Regions from separate parts of the Mus musculus genome. Here all the other regions are linked to region 3. Evidence: chromatin contacts called from ENCODE Hi-C or POLR2A ChIA-PET data. All regions are on one chromosome and are shown on one strand. Each heading gives the region's core, a stretch centred on a gene start or an enhancer-like site at or near the end of the contact. The rest is flanking DNA. Distances are from core to core; before and after follow the strand shown. Region 1 holds the start of Amigo3 (adhesion molecule with Ig like domain 3). Region 2 holds the start of 4930447F24Rik (RIKEN cDNA 4930447F24 gene). Region 3 holds the start of Apeh (acylpeptide hydrolase).

What was found. Hi-C counts contacts between places; a loop is a spot of excess contacts on that map. ChIA-PET counts read pairs that join two places held with the same protein, here RNA polymerase II (POLR2A).
Region 1: POLR2A ChIA-PET joins it to region 3 with 15 read pairs in embryonic stem cell. The contact joins the promoter of Amigo3 here to the promoter of Apeh in region 3. POLR2A ChIA-PET finds 5 or more read pairs at or near these places in 3 of 5 experiments (Patski and embryonic stem cell).
Region 2: a loop to region 3 is called in a map of heart, with 6 times the contacts of the local background. The contact joins the promoter of 4930447F24Rik here to the promoter of Apeh in region 3. A Hi-C loop is called at or near these places in 12 of 37 maps with a recorded cell type or tissue (T-helper 17 cell, T-helper 2 cell, adrenal gland and 4 more). POLR2A ChIA-PET finds 5 or more read pairs at or near these places in 4 of 5 experiments (Patski and embryonic stem cell).

What each region holds. Positions count from the first base shown.
Region 1 is chr9:108,050,560-108,055,171 of GRCm38, reverse strand. It overlaps Amigo3 (adhesion molecule with Ig like domain 3), which reads right to left and starts at 2,013. Exons shown (of 1, transcript NM_177275.4): 1 at 1-2,013. The coding sequence starts at 1,792. The coding sequence ends at 266. Gmppb (GDP-mannose pyrophosphorylase B) reads right to left here. Exons shown (of 9, transcript NM_177910.4): 5 at 4,563-4,612; 6 at 4,400-4,478; 7 at 4,196-4,323; 8 at 3,930-4,112; 9 at 3,252-3,846. The coding sequence ends at 3,715. Rnf123 (ring finger protein 123) reads left to right here. Exons shown (of 39, transcript NM_032543.2): 36 at 2,585-2,727; 37 at 2,864-2,958; 38 at 3,052-3,137; 39 at 3,212-3,500. The coding sequence ends at 3,332.
Region 2 is chr9:108,131,050-108,135,427 of GRCm38, reverse strand. It overlaps 4930447F24Rik (RIKEN cDNA 4930447F24 gene), which reads right to left and starts at 1,710. Exons shown (of 3, transcript NR_126078.1): 1 at 1,638-1,710. The region is part of intron 2 of Bsn (bassoon); the gene reads left to right.
Region 3 is chr9:108,091,395-108,096,075 of GRCm38, reverse strand. It overlaps Apeh (acylpeptide hydrolase), which reads left to right and starts at 1,596. Exons shown (of 22, transcript NM_146226.2): 1 at 1,596-1,641; 2 at 1,717-1,849; 3 at 2,328-2,454; 4 at 3,002-3,095; 5 at 3,194-3,269; 6 at 3,359-3,522; 7 at 3,663-3,800; 8 at 3,897-3,988; 9 at 4,065-4,105; 10 at 4,187-4,308. The coding sequence starts at 1,630. It overlaps Bsn (bassoon), which reads left to right. Exons shown (of 12, transcript NM_007567.2): 12 at 1-54.

The sequences.
Region 1 (4,612 bases), core at 764-3,263, 41 kb after region 3:
TGGGGGTGGTCCCCAGACTCTGATGCCAGGGCTTTTATCAGATTGGCTTAGTCTGTAATGTTAATGGGACATTTGGTCACTCTGTGGTCCTAGGGGAAGCAGGCTCTAGTAGTCTGAGACCTTGTCCTGAGCTAGTGTTAGAACTGTTACAGTAGGATCAAGGCTCACATGCAGTTGTGGGACCAGGCACAGCACGCCCCACCAGCAGGTCAGTTCTTTAGACTGCAGCAGCAAGCAGGGCAAGCAGCAGGAGATCTCAGGCAGTCTAGCTCATCACGAGACCCTCTGAGCCCGTGGAACTGGCTGATTCAGAGCCAGCCTTGAGTTGCAAGCCCATGGGGTTGCACAGATCGAAGTCTTCAGCTACTGCGAGCTGCACACGGCCATTGAGGCCCTTCTTGCCCGGCTCCAGGAAGACCACATGCTTGTGGACACTGGCCTTGCGGCTGGGTGCATCTGGTGGCGTAGTGCTAAGCATGGAGGACTGTGCGCTCAGCTCCTGGAGTGGACTGGATGCCCGGGGCCAGCAACGGTTGCGGCAGGCCCGCTGACAGCAGTGACAGCAGCCACGACAGGGTGGTGCAAACAAGTAGAGCAACACCAGCACCAGGCCCACAATACAGCCCAGCAGGGTGGTAAAGCCTGTGTTGAAAGTCTCTGGCTCGGGGCGAGCCTTTTGCACACTCACATTGTACTCAAGTGTCTGGTTGTGGTGCAGGCGGGGCCCACTGGCCAGGCACACAAAGACGCCTGCGTGCTGCTCTTGCACCCTGCCTATGGCTAAGCTGCCATCAGCCAACACAGCGATGCTACCATCCTGAGAGGCTGGCGCCACAAGCAGCTCATTCTTCGGGGAGACCCAGGCCACCCGAGTGGCAGGCACACTGGTGTTGCAGAAGAGCCTCAGGGACTGGCCCACCTGCGCGTGCAGCTGCTCTTCAGGCAGCTCTAAGCCTGGAGCTGCAGCCACAGAGCAGTTCTTGAAGACCCGGCTGTGCTCAAAAAAGCGCACTCGGGACTCTGACACCTTAAAGACCAAGCATGTGTACTCGCGTTCAAAATCATGCAGGGCACTCAGGCCCCGCTGGTGCCAGCGCCGGAGCAGGTGGTAGAGGCTGCAGTCACAGGGCAGCGGGTTGTTGTGCAGGTAGAGCCTGTTCTTGAGATAAGTTGGCAGTGCAGCCAACTCAGGGATGGAGATATGTTTCAGCCAGTTGGAGGAGAGGTCCAGAGTCCGCAGGCGGGTTAACCCCAGACCGTGCAAGTGGTTGAAAGAGAAAGAGGAGAGCTCGTTGCAGCTGAGATAGAGGTGGCTAAGCATGCGCAGGCCCTGGAAGGCATCCAGGTCCAAGTGCATCAGGCTGTTATTGAACAGAAGTAACTTCTCCAGCTCCTCCAGGCCATCCAGGTCATGGGTATGGAGCATCCTTAACATATTAGAGGACAGGTCAAGTGTCCTCAGGCCACTGGCATTGGTGAACGCACCATGGCCCAGGACTTCCAGCTTATTATAGCCTAGGTGCAAGGCACGCAGCCGGGAGAGGGGCGCTAACCACCCCGGGTGCAGGCGTTTGAGTGCGTTGTGGCTCAAATCGAGTTCTGCAGCAGTGGTAGGCAGTGCTACCGGCAAGTCCTGTAACCCACGGCCCGCACAGCTCAACACATCGGCAGCACAGATGCATATATCGGGGCAGTTGTGGGGAGCAGGAGGCAGAACATCCTCCAAGTCTGAAGTGCCCAATCCAGCACCCAACATGCATAGTAGTATACCTGATAGCACTAGCCAGGCCATGCCAGTGACTACCAGGGAAGATATGGGGACAGCTCAGTGCAGGTCAACAGCTCCAAGACTCACCTACTTCTGCACAGGCTTGCGGATTGTGGTTCCCTATGGCCCATGGCTCGAGAGGCACAACGCTGGCTCCCCCTGCCCAGCCGGCTTCTCCTGCTCTTCTGGTCTGGGTTGTGAGGTGGGGCCCGCAGCCCTTCTTCTAGCTTCTCCAAGAGCTTTCTGACTGGATTCTAAGTACTAGCTAGGAAATGACCGCTCAGGGGCGGGGACCTAAGTTCCCATTGGCTCCTGCTGTTAAGGGGCGGAGCAGCCACATCTCTTGGCACTTAAAAAGCCAGTGTGGCCACCAGAGGGCCCCAGTGTCCCAGTCTGCTTGGCTGGAAGCCTGACTTCCCTCTTGAAGAGCAAAAGGACTTAGGGGAGAATGCCTTCAGCCCTCAGAGGATTGGTGTGTAATGGGGTAGGTGGAGTCCTTGCTGCTCTCTTAGATTTACTTATGTCTGTGTATGTGAGCATTCGTGCAGACGTCGGACGACGACTTGTGAGGTTCTGGGGATCAGACCCAAGTTACCATAGCTGGTAGCAAGCACCTTTTTATCAATAGCACCCTTCTCTTTAAACTGGTATTCAGGTCATGTGGGACCAAACACCTGGGAGGGTTGGTAAGTAATAGGGGGGAGAGTGGAGGCATAATAATGAGCGAGGCCTCTGGATATTCATCTGTCCCACGTGGAGAAAATGTTCACACAGGCTCAAAGCCTTCCTACGACCTATGCACCCTCCCCTACCTAGGACAGAGCAAGCCACCTCTGTGCTCCTGGCTGATCCCTGCTTCCAGCTTCGTTCCATATGCTATCTCCTGGGGCAGCCAGAGCCCCTAGCACCTGGCACTACCTTGCCTGCCCCTGACCGGAAACGCTTCTCTCTACAGAGTTGTAAGTGAACCAGCGGGTGGGTCAGGTCAGGGAAGAGTTTCAGGATCCTCAATAGCAAATTCCCTGCCTGGGAGTATTCAAGAGGCACTGAGTTCTCAGACGACAGGGGCCCTGATGCTACCTACTACTGATGCAGATACAGATTATATCAGCGCTGAGGAGCTGGCCCAGGTGGAACAGATGCTGGCTCACCTGACCGCTGCATCTGCCCAGGCGGCCGCCGCCTCCCTGGTGAGTGTGGCATAACAGAGGCCGTTTTACTAATCTGTAAACACCAGGACAGGGGTAAGGATCCCAGCCCAACTCCTCCACTCTGCCCTGTAGCCCACCAATGAAGAGGACCTCTGCCCAATCTGCTACGCCCACCCCATCTCTGCTGTGTTCCAGCCTTGTGGTCACAAATCCTGCAAGTAAGTGGGCCCCATGGACTTGGGGAGGCAAATTAGGACGCACGAGGTAGCACTCCTTCCCTCCCCTCTTGTAGAGCCTGCATCAACCAGCACCTGATGAACAACAAGGACTGCTTCTTCTGCAAAGCCACCATTGTATCTGTAGAGGACTGGGACAAGGCAGCCAACACAAGCGCCATGTCCTCAGCTGCCTAGGCCATCCTGGAAGCTCCGCCATCAGCCGCAGACCGGGCCCTGTTTACCCATCACCCTCACTCTTACCACTTCCACCCACCCATCTGCCTGTGTGTAGCCTCGCTGGTGGGAGCCTGAGCTTGACTTCCAGTCCAGGCTACAGTGAGCATTAAATTATTATTCCAAACAGCCCTGGGCCCGCTCTTCTTGAGGGAGTGGGGGCTTGTGGGTTACACCCAGCAGGGTCCTGTCCATGTCTGTCCCCACCAGAAGGCAGAAGTCCGACAGCTTCAGAGTCATCCACTCCTCCCTAGACAAATGGCACCAAGTCCAGGGCCTCGTGAAGCATTGAGTCCTACCCTGCTGATGGCAAAGTGGATGCTTGGCCAGCCCTCCATATCCTTCACATGATAATACGAGGTTCTGGTACTGACTCCCCGATAGACTTGTGGGGCAGCACGCTGGCTCCATTGAGGTACAGTTCATCATTAACTATGACATCTTCACCCAGCACTGTTACATTCTCCATGCGCACCTGGAGGTGGGGGATAAGCCTTGTTAATGGGGCACACATATTCCCCTGCTCCTGTGCCTGCCCAGCCCAGCTCATAGACTTACCCATTGGCCCACACGGCAGCGCCAGCCCACGATGCATGACTCAAGCCAGGAATGGGAGCGGATGTGAGCATCACGAAGCACTGTGCATCGCCGGATGCACACACCATCCTCCACCACCACACCAGGACCCAGGCTTACATTGGGGCCAATGCTGCAGTTCTGACCGATACGGGCACTTGGGTCCTGAGAGTGTTGAGGAAAGCAAGAGTGGGTCATTTGTCTCCCAAATCTGAAAAGATTAGCGACAGGCTGGACAAGGGCCTCACCACAAGTACATTCCCCACAATGCCAGGGCCTGAGTACAGTCTCTCTGGATGCTTCTGTCTCAGCGATTGTAGGAAGAGGCACATGCCAGTGAGGAAATCCTTGGGCTGTCCAATGTCCATCCAGAAGCCTGTACAGAGAGATGGGTCAGAGGGCTCTGCCTAGCCACACACTGACTACCCCACACCCTATGGCCTCTACCTCACCCTGCAGCTCCATGGCATATAGCTGCCCCTCCTTGGCCATAACTGGGAAGATCTCCTTCTCAATGGATGTAGGCTTCAGCTGTGGAAGTGGGCAATTTGTGAGCAGGCCACACAGCAGAGGCCTGCTCCACCCCAGCCCGCCCAGCAGTTCTCTCCTACACACCTGGATGCGCTGCAGCACAGCAGGGCTCAGGATGTACATGCCTGCGTTGA
Region 2 (4,378 bases), core at 461-2,960, 39 kb before region 3:
CCAGGAGCTGCATGGAGGAAGGGCAGAAATTGTTCTTTGATCTCCAAACACAAGCCATGACAACACACACACAAAGACACCACAGAGACAGACACACACATAGACACACATAAACACACATAAACACACACAGACACACACAAACACACACAGACAGACACAAATACAGACACAGACATACAGACAGACACACAGACAGACACACAGACAGATACACATACAGACACACATACATACACACACACATACACACAGAGAGACAGACAAACACACAGACACAGACAGACACACAGACACACATAAAGACACACACAGACACATACAGACACACATAGACAGACACACACATATACACATACACACAGACACATGCATACACACACACACACACACACACACACACACAGACACATAGACAGACACACATACACACAGACACACACACACACAGAGTAAACAAAGAAAACTGTTTGAAAATGTAAATAAAACACTAGAGGAAAGAGTATGGTCAGGACCTTATCTACTCCAGGCTTAGCCGTTGCTGAGGCAGAGGCAGAGGCAGAGGCAGAGAGGCAGAGAGGCAGAGAGGCAGAGAGGCAGAGAGGCAGAGAGGCAGAGAGGCAGAGAGGCAGAGAGGCAGAGAGGCAGAGAGGCAGAGAGGCAGAGAGGCAGAGAGAGAGGCAGAGAGAGAGGCAGAGAGAGAGGCAGAGAGAGAGGCAGAGAGAGAGGCAGAGAGAGAGGCAGAGAGGCAGAGAGAGAGGCAGAGAGGCAGAGAGGCAGAGAGGCAGAGAGGCAGAGAGGCAGAGAGGCAGAGAGGCAGAGAGGCAGAGAGGCAGAGAGGCAGAGAGGCAGAGAGGCAGAGAGGCAGAGAGGCAGAGAGGCAGAGAGGCAGAGAGGGAGGCAGAGAGGGAGAGAGGCAGAGAGGGAGAGAGGCAGAGAGGGAGAGAGGCAGAGAGGGAGAGAGGCAGAGAGGCAGAGAGGCAGAGAGAGAGGCAGAGAGGCAGAGAGAGAGGCAGAGAGGCAGAGAGAGAGGCAGAGAGGCAGAGAGAGAGGCAGAGAGGCAGAGAGAGAGGCAGAGAGGCAGAGAGAGAGGCAGAGAGGCAGAGAGAGAGGCAGAGAGGCAGAGAGAGAGGCAGAGAGGCAGAGAGAGAGGCAGAGAGGCAGAGAGGCAGAGAGAGAGGCAGAGAGGCAGAGAGGCAGAGAGGCAGGAGAGGCAGAGAGAGAGGCAGAGAGGCAGAGAGAGAGGCAGAGAGGCAGAGAGGCAGAGAGGCAGAGAGGCAGAGAGGCAGAGAGGCAGAGAGGCAGAGAGGCAGAGAGGCAGAGAGGCAGAGAGGCAGAGAGGCAGAGAGGCAGAGAGGCAGAGAGGCAGAGAGGCAGAGAGGCAGAGAGGCAGAGAGGCAGAGAGGCAGAGAGGCAGAGAGGCAGAGAGGCAGAGAGGCAGAGAGGCAGAGAGGCAGAGGCAGAGGCAGAGGCAGAGGCAGAGGCAGAGGCAGAGGCAGAGGCAGAGGCAGAGAGGCAGAGGCAGAGAGGCAGAGGCAGAGAGGCAGAGGCAGAGGCAGAGGCAGAGGCAGGCAGGCAGGTCTAACTTACTGCCCCCATCCTTAACCTCATGACAAGCCCTGGGCTTGGATGCTTACCGAAGGTGGGTTGTGCAAAGAAGGAAGGGAGCCAATGTAATGGTCTAAGCCTCTCCCTTTAATGTCTGCATCCCACTGCTTCCAGCAAAGGCCAGGACACCAGATGGCCTGGGGGTGGAGCTATGAGCAGCACAGAGTCCTCAGCCCTAGCCAGCAGCCTGTCCCCTTTCCTCTGCCCCATCCAGGCCACACTGCTGTTTGGGCCAGATTCAAATGAGGCACAGGTGTCCTAAAGGCATGGGATGAGGCCTCCTCCAGGAGGAGATGACTACAGTGCTTCCCTCTAACCCTAAATAAAGTGGAAGTGGACCTCCAGGCAGGCTGGGGCAGGAAAGGGATCTTAGCCACCATGTGCCTAGTCCTTAGGCCATTTGCCTTATAGAAGCCCCCCTGATTAAAAAATAACAGCAACAGCAAAACCATTCAGTCAACAGGGGAAAGTCCTCCAAGCTTCTAGGAGCTCTTAGGCAGCCAGCCCTGGTGTTAGAACGCGGCCCCAGGCTGCCTGTTTTCTGGAGACAGGGCCGACCTTAACTGTATCTGTAGGATGGAGAGCAGAGACACGGGAGAGACAAGAGTGCTGTTGCATGGGCTGTTTTGTGGCTGAGGCCATCAGGCATGGAGTGCTGGCACTGAAGAGCCTAGGCATCAACCAAACAGGAATGGGAAGGATCCAGAGCAGAACAATGCAGCTCACCACTAAATCATATATTGTTTTTTTTTAAAGATTTATTTATTTATTTATTTATTATATGTAAAGTACACTGTAGCTGTCTTCAGACGCACCAGAAGAGGGCATCGGATCTCATTACGGGTGGTTGTGAGCCACCATGTGGTTGCTGGGATTTGAACTTCCGACCTTCGGAAGAGCAGTCGGGTGCTCTTACCCACTGAGCCATCTCACCAGCCCTAAATCGTATATTGTTATATGTAAAGCCAAGTGAAACAGGACAGAGACAGTGGAGTAAAGACGGCCAAGAAAAGGGGGGATGAGATGGCTCAGTGGGTAAAGTTACTTGCTGCCAAACCTGATGGACCGAGTTCAACTCCCAGGACCTACAGGGTAGAAGAAAACTGGTTCTTGCAAAAGCTGTGATACATGCCCACACAGGCACACACAGACCCTCAAGTAGTCAGAGCAAACTTGCCAAAAAAAAAAAAAAAAAAAAAAAAAAAAAAAAAAAAAAAAAACCACACACACACACAACCAAGTTGGAGGGGACTGGAGTGATGGCTTTGTGGTTAAGAGCACTTGCTGCTCTTCCAGAGGACCAGGGTTCAGTTCTCAGTACTGGGATCGGGTGGCATAGCTGCCTGTAACTCCAGCTCCTGGAGATTCGATGCCCTCTTCTGCTCTCCACAAGTACTGTGCATGTGCACACACACATAAGAGTAAATAAAAAAAATTTCAAACAAGAAAAAGTGAGATCCTGACTCAAAAAGGTAAATAAACACAAAATCAAGCTAGGCACAGGATGCTCATCTTTAATCCCACCAGTCTCCAGGCAGAGGCAAGCAGATTTCTCAGTTCAAGACCAGCCTGGTCTACAAAGTTAGTGCCAGGACAGCCAGCGCTACCACAGAGAGAAACCCTATGTAAAAAGAGAAAAGGAAAGGAAAGGAAAGAAAGAAAGGAAAAGAAAAAACAAAATCAGAACAACAACAAAACCCCCAAATCTCCCAAATTTCACATATACATTTACATGATTATTATGTCTGTCTGTCTGTCTGCCTCTGTCTCTCTGTGTGTGTGTGTGTGTGTGTGTGTGTGTGTGTGTGTGTGTGTTTCTGGGATTCAACCCAGGGCCTAGGTAGTAGATACTAAGTATTTTGCTAATTAGTTACACTCCAAGCTCAAGATAAAATGATCTTTGTCAAGAAGTACAAGAACTTTGAATGGAGAAAGCCAAATGATGCTGGGAAGGTTGGGTCTCCACAAGCAGTAGAATAAAGCTGGACCCTTACAGCAGCCATACATAACCCTTAACCCAGAGTGAGCGAGACACTTACATATACAAGGTGACGCTGGAAAGCTCTTAAGAAGAAATACAGGACAAGCCCTTCCAACTTTGGACTTGCCTGTGGTTTCTTATCTTAGACACCAAAGGCACAGTCAATAGAGAGAAAGACAGATCAGACTGGATGAAAATTTAAGATGTTTGAGAGAAGGCTGGAGAGATGGGTCAGTGGTTAAGACTGCTCTTCCGAAGGTCCTGATTTCAATTCCCAGCAACCACATGGCGGCTCACAACCATCTGTAACGAGATCTGATGCCCTCTTCTGGAGTGTCTGAAGACAGCTACAATGTACTTTACATATAATAAATAAATAAATCTTTAAAAAAAAAAAAAAGGAAAAGATGTTTGAGAGAAAATAATTGCCAGACTTATACCTAGTAAGTAGTTGATATATCCAGAATATACAAGCAAACCCTACAATCCAACTAAAAGACACTAGGAGAGCAGTGGAGGAGCTCAGCTCTGTGACAGTAGCGTGTCCTTCTCAATACTGCATCATGGGAAAATATAAACCCACAGGAAAGTTGAAAGAATTGTATAAGGAAAACTCTCAGATCTGTTACCTGAATCTTTAATTAGCCTGTGACTCTCCTGGGGTTTTGTTGGGGGGGTGGGAGGTTGTTTTGTTGGTTTTGTCTGGTTTGGTTTGGTTTGGTTTGGTTTGGTTTGGTTTGGTTTGGTTTGGCTTGGCTTGGCTTGGCTTGGCTTTTTGGCTATTTGAGT
Region 3 (4,681 bases), core at 347-2,846:
GACAAGGTATTTCTGTGGTATCAGAATAAAAGGACTTGATATAAACAACCTTCAGACAGTCTCGGGGTGATTTCTGAAGTGGGAACACTTAGCCAAACAGGTAGATGCCAACGTTTGTGACAGTATTCTCCACGATTAAAGAAAAAAATGAGAAAGAGCAAAATTTCAGAAATGTTGGCACAATTGAGGCGGAGTCAACACCAAGCCATTCAAACATGACCCTCCAGGAAGGTGCAAAGGCTTGTCCTAAGCCACCAGACAGTTTTCAGGATCCTGGTTCCCAGGAGCTAGATGGGCAAGTGCTGCCCCCTGGTGCTATCAAACAAGCTTTACATCTGCCTACCTTGTTCGAAACTCCCCCCCCCCCCCCAGTCCCCCATGGCTGAGACTTTAATCCTTAGTATAGTCAAGAATAGTTCAAGCTGGATATCATAGCCCACACATTTAATCCCAGCTCTTGGGAGACAGAGATAGGTGGGTCTCTGTGAGTTTGAGGCCAGAACTACGTAGAGAAACTAAACAAATATAAGTTAAGCAGCACTAGAAAATAAGAAACAGAGATTAAAGAGTATCAATTTTGCCTCAAGTAAGAAAGAAAGCACTCATTCAAGGGGGCCCATAGCTGGTCTAAAAGACCAGCCACTCTCAAGCTATATGGAGGAGGGGGAGATACCTACTGTTGCCCAACCACTCTTGCTCTCTGCTGTCACCTAAGTCAACCTAGTCCTGTGTCGTGTGCAGGAGACTGTCTGCCTAGGCTCTTCTTTCCACAGCACGCTCGCTGCTCTTAGGTGAAGTCTGACCCTCCACATCGGCCCTTGGAGTAGGTTGAGACCCAGTCGGCTCACGATCCGCAGCAAGGAGCTTCTGAGAAGGGCGGGTTAAGGCTGTGGCAACAGATAGCTTTAGGGGCAAGTCTGGTGATTGATAAGCCAGGGTAGCACCCAGAGAGTTCAGCACCGCCCTTTGCCCGGCGCCCCAGGGCTCCACCCGGGAACCTAAGTTTCCCACTCCTAATCGCCTGGCTTGCAGTAGATGGGGAGAGCGCTGAAAGAGATCCCTGCGACTGAGGCGCCCCGCAACATTCCGCTTTCACAGACCCGCTAGTCTCTGTATTCGGTTCCCACCCGTCCCCGCCCCCGCCCCCGCCCCCTCATCCTTAAGGATCATTAGTGTTCCTCCGAAGCCCCACCCTTCGAACGCTCAGGGCTTTCTCTCTGATCCCGCAGCTTTCAGCTCACAGTCGGCTGGAGTCCAATCCTACTTCCTTCACTCCTCCCAGACCTGCCCTGTCTCTGAACACCGGCTCTGTATTCTGCTGCTATACGTCCGCCCTCACTCCTCGGAGCCTCCCCTCTCTAAAAATCCCAGGACTCGACTCCCTGATTCTGCCTCCCACTTGCCTAGTCTTCGACTGAATTTTTGTTTCCCGCTCCTCCCCTCCGGGCGGCTCCTTCGTAGGCCCCGCCTTCTTACTATCCAGGCCCCGCCCCCTGCCGACTGGCCGGAGCTTATACAGGGCCCTGCGGGTCCCAGGTCGCCACTGAGTGTAGCGGAAACTGGGGACCGCCTTAGGCCCCGCCCCCGGAGCTTCACTTCCGGGACTTAGCTGCTACCGAAAGACCGACTATGGAGCGTCAGGTGAGGGCTCGGCCCGTGGCCCCCGTGGCCTCCGTAGCCCGGGCTGAGCCTGACCCTGGTGTGTCCCCTGCGCAGGTGCTGCTGAGTGAGCCCCAGGAGGCGGCAGCGCTGTACCGGGGCCTTAGCCGCCAGCCTTCGCTGAGCGCCGCCTGCCTGGGCCCGGAGGTCACCACGCAGTATGGGGGCCTCTATCGGACTGTGCACACTGGTGTGTAGACCGAGGGAACTGGGTGGCGACGGGCCGTGCATCCAGGTGGAGAGATGGGGACTGTGGAGGGCACGCTGCTTGACACGGGTTTGGGGAGGAAACCCAACTGTAGTTCCTGCGCACAGGTGTTTTGGGGGCTGCACTAGCCTTACTGATAAATAATTCCGTAAATGAGTTGAAGGTGTGGGAGTAAAATTCAGACCTGAGTGCAAGGTGTGGGCCTCGCAGGACTCTCCGGCCCTTACATTCTACAACCCAACAACAGCTATGTTGCCCTTAAAATTCTGTGGTTGGTAGTGGGTTCTCTCTGACCGTCAGCTCAGGCTCTGGGAGCCTAGGCTTAGGTTATATTAAGTGAAGTGTTGTCCAGGCTATACTCAGGCTGTCCGGAGACAGACTGGGAAAGATAGGCCTTGATTGGTGGGCAGTGGTCCAAACTGGCCCAGACAAGTTGAGCAGCCCCCTGCCTCCCTTGCAGAGTGGACTCAGAGGGACTTGGATCGAATGGAGAACATCCGATTCTGCCGCCAGTACCTAGTGTTCCATGATGGAGACTCGGTGGTGTTTGCCGGGCCTGCGGGCAACAGTGTGGAAACCCGGGGGGAGTAAGTGTGACAGGAGCAGTCTGTAGACAAGACCGCAGCCACCTGCCTTGCTAGCCTTTCATAAATGTCGCCATGTGTCCTTAGGGTGTTGTGCTCTGTGCCTATCCCCTTCAGGGACAACTTTGGGTGGCTTCAGGGGAGCAAAGAGCAAGGTGCCTGACCCCTGAGAGCTTGTCTGGTCTCTGGAGACATGGCCTGATAAATACTAGGAGCTTCTTCTAAACTAGGGCCTAGGTCCCTAGGACTCTGGAGACAGTCGAGTCAGTAACCTAAGGAAGAGAAAAAAGGCCAGCCAGCTTGAGGCTGGGAGTGCTTCATGGGCTGGTATGATTTCAGAGTCCCAGTTAGCTGGGAGATAGCCTCCTGTGCGGCCAATTCTGATTTTATAACGCCAGACCTAAAAGGGCTTATAAAGAAAGGAGAGAGAGACAGACAGACAGACAGAGACAGAGACTCAGCTAAGAGGTTGTGACCAGTAAGGGGGCCAGCACAAGGCTGTTGGGGGGGACGACTTGGCACCTTCCTGACCTGCAACCCCTGTTCTCAGGCTGCTGAGCAGAGAGTCTCCTTCAGGCACCATGAAAGCAGTGCTGCGCAAGGCTGGAGGTGCAGTCTCGGGAGAGGAAAAACAGTTCTTGGAGGTGAGTTTGCAAGGATGAGGTGGCAGCCAGCCGGTCACTTAGTGCCACAAGTGAAGCCCTGTGGAGGGGCAAGCAGCCTGATGCCCAGGTATCTTCAGGTCTGGGAGAAGAACCGCAAGCTCAAGAGTTTCAACCTGTCTGCACTGGAGAAGCATGGGCCTGTGTATGAAGATGGTGAGGCGCCTGGCTGGTAAGCAGGAGGGGTGGGCAGAAGGGGCAGCTATAGCATTGGGCTCCCCCTAACCGTCCCTCCCTGCATGCAGACTGCTTTGGCTGCCTCTCCTGGTCACACTCAGAGACGCACTTGTTGTATGTGGCGGAGAAGAAGCGTCCCAAAGCTGAGTCCTTCTTTCAAACCAAAGCCTTGGACGTCAGTGCCAGTGATGAGGAGATGGCCAGGCCGAAGAAGCCAGACCAGGCCATCAAGGTGCTTGTGGTGTGGCCGGGCCACACAGGCCCTGCCGGGCAGCCCTGCCCTACATCCGGTGGACCTGGGAGGCCCTAGTGTCTAGGAGGCAGGTCAGGGTTCTGTAGGCACCCTGGGCATTGAGTGTCCTCTGTTCTCAGGGGGACCAGTTTGTATTTTATGAAGACTGGGGAGAAACTATGGTTTCCAAAAGCATCCCTGTGCTCTGCGTGCTGGATATCGAGAGTGGTAACATCTCCGTGCTTGAGGGCGTCCCTGAAAATGTGTCCCCTGGTCAGGTCAGCAGCAACATGGCCTTTGCCCCTTCTGGAGTCGGGGTCCCCTGCTTGAGCGATTACGTCTTGCTCATACCTACTTTGTGGTTTTGTTTGCAGGCTTTCTGGGCCCCTGGAGACACGGGTGTGGTGTTTGTGGGCTGGTGGCACGAACCCTTCCGGCTAGGTATCCGCTACTGCACCAATCGCAGGTGAGAAAGCAGGCAGACCAGAGGGCCCTTACGGCCCAGCTGACCATAGAGCTGAGTGTCTCTCTGACCTTTCCAGGTCAGCCCTGTACTATGTGGACCTGAGCGGGGGGAAGTGTGGTAAGTGTCTGGCGTCCGCACGTGCTTTCCTGACTGTTAGTCTTCCCTGGTCTATGTGATACTCATATTTCTGTGGCCTAGAACTACTCTCGGATGAGTCCCTGGCTGTCTGCTCTCCTCGGCTGAGCCCAGACCAGTGTCGCGTCGTCTACCTGCAGTACCCATCTCTAGCCCCTCATCACCAGTGCAGCCAGCTCTTCCTGGTGAGCTGAAGTGGGTGGGGTGGGAGGACGGTTAGCTCTTGATGGGGAATGAGGGCTAAAGGGATGGTGTCATCTCCCCCCTCGGGGCCCTCTCCTGTCCTCCGTGGACCAGTGGCCTGACCCTTCAAGGTAAGTCCTGGAAGCTTGGGTACTCTCAGGGCTCACCACCTCAAGGGGTCCTCCAGCCACAGAGATGCTCGCGCGTCTTAGTTCACGTCTCCAAGTAGCCGGGCTCTACAAGGAGCAGGGGCAGAGTTGGGGGTTATATAGAGTCCATCCCCTGCACAAGGAGAGCTCTGGGTGAAAAGCCAAGGGACATGCCTATCTGAGACAAGTCCAGGCTCCCATAAAAGAGGTAAATTAGCCCCCATCT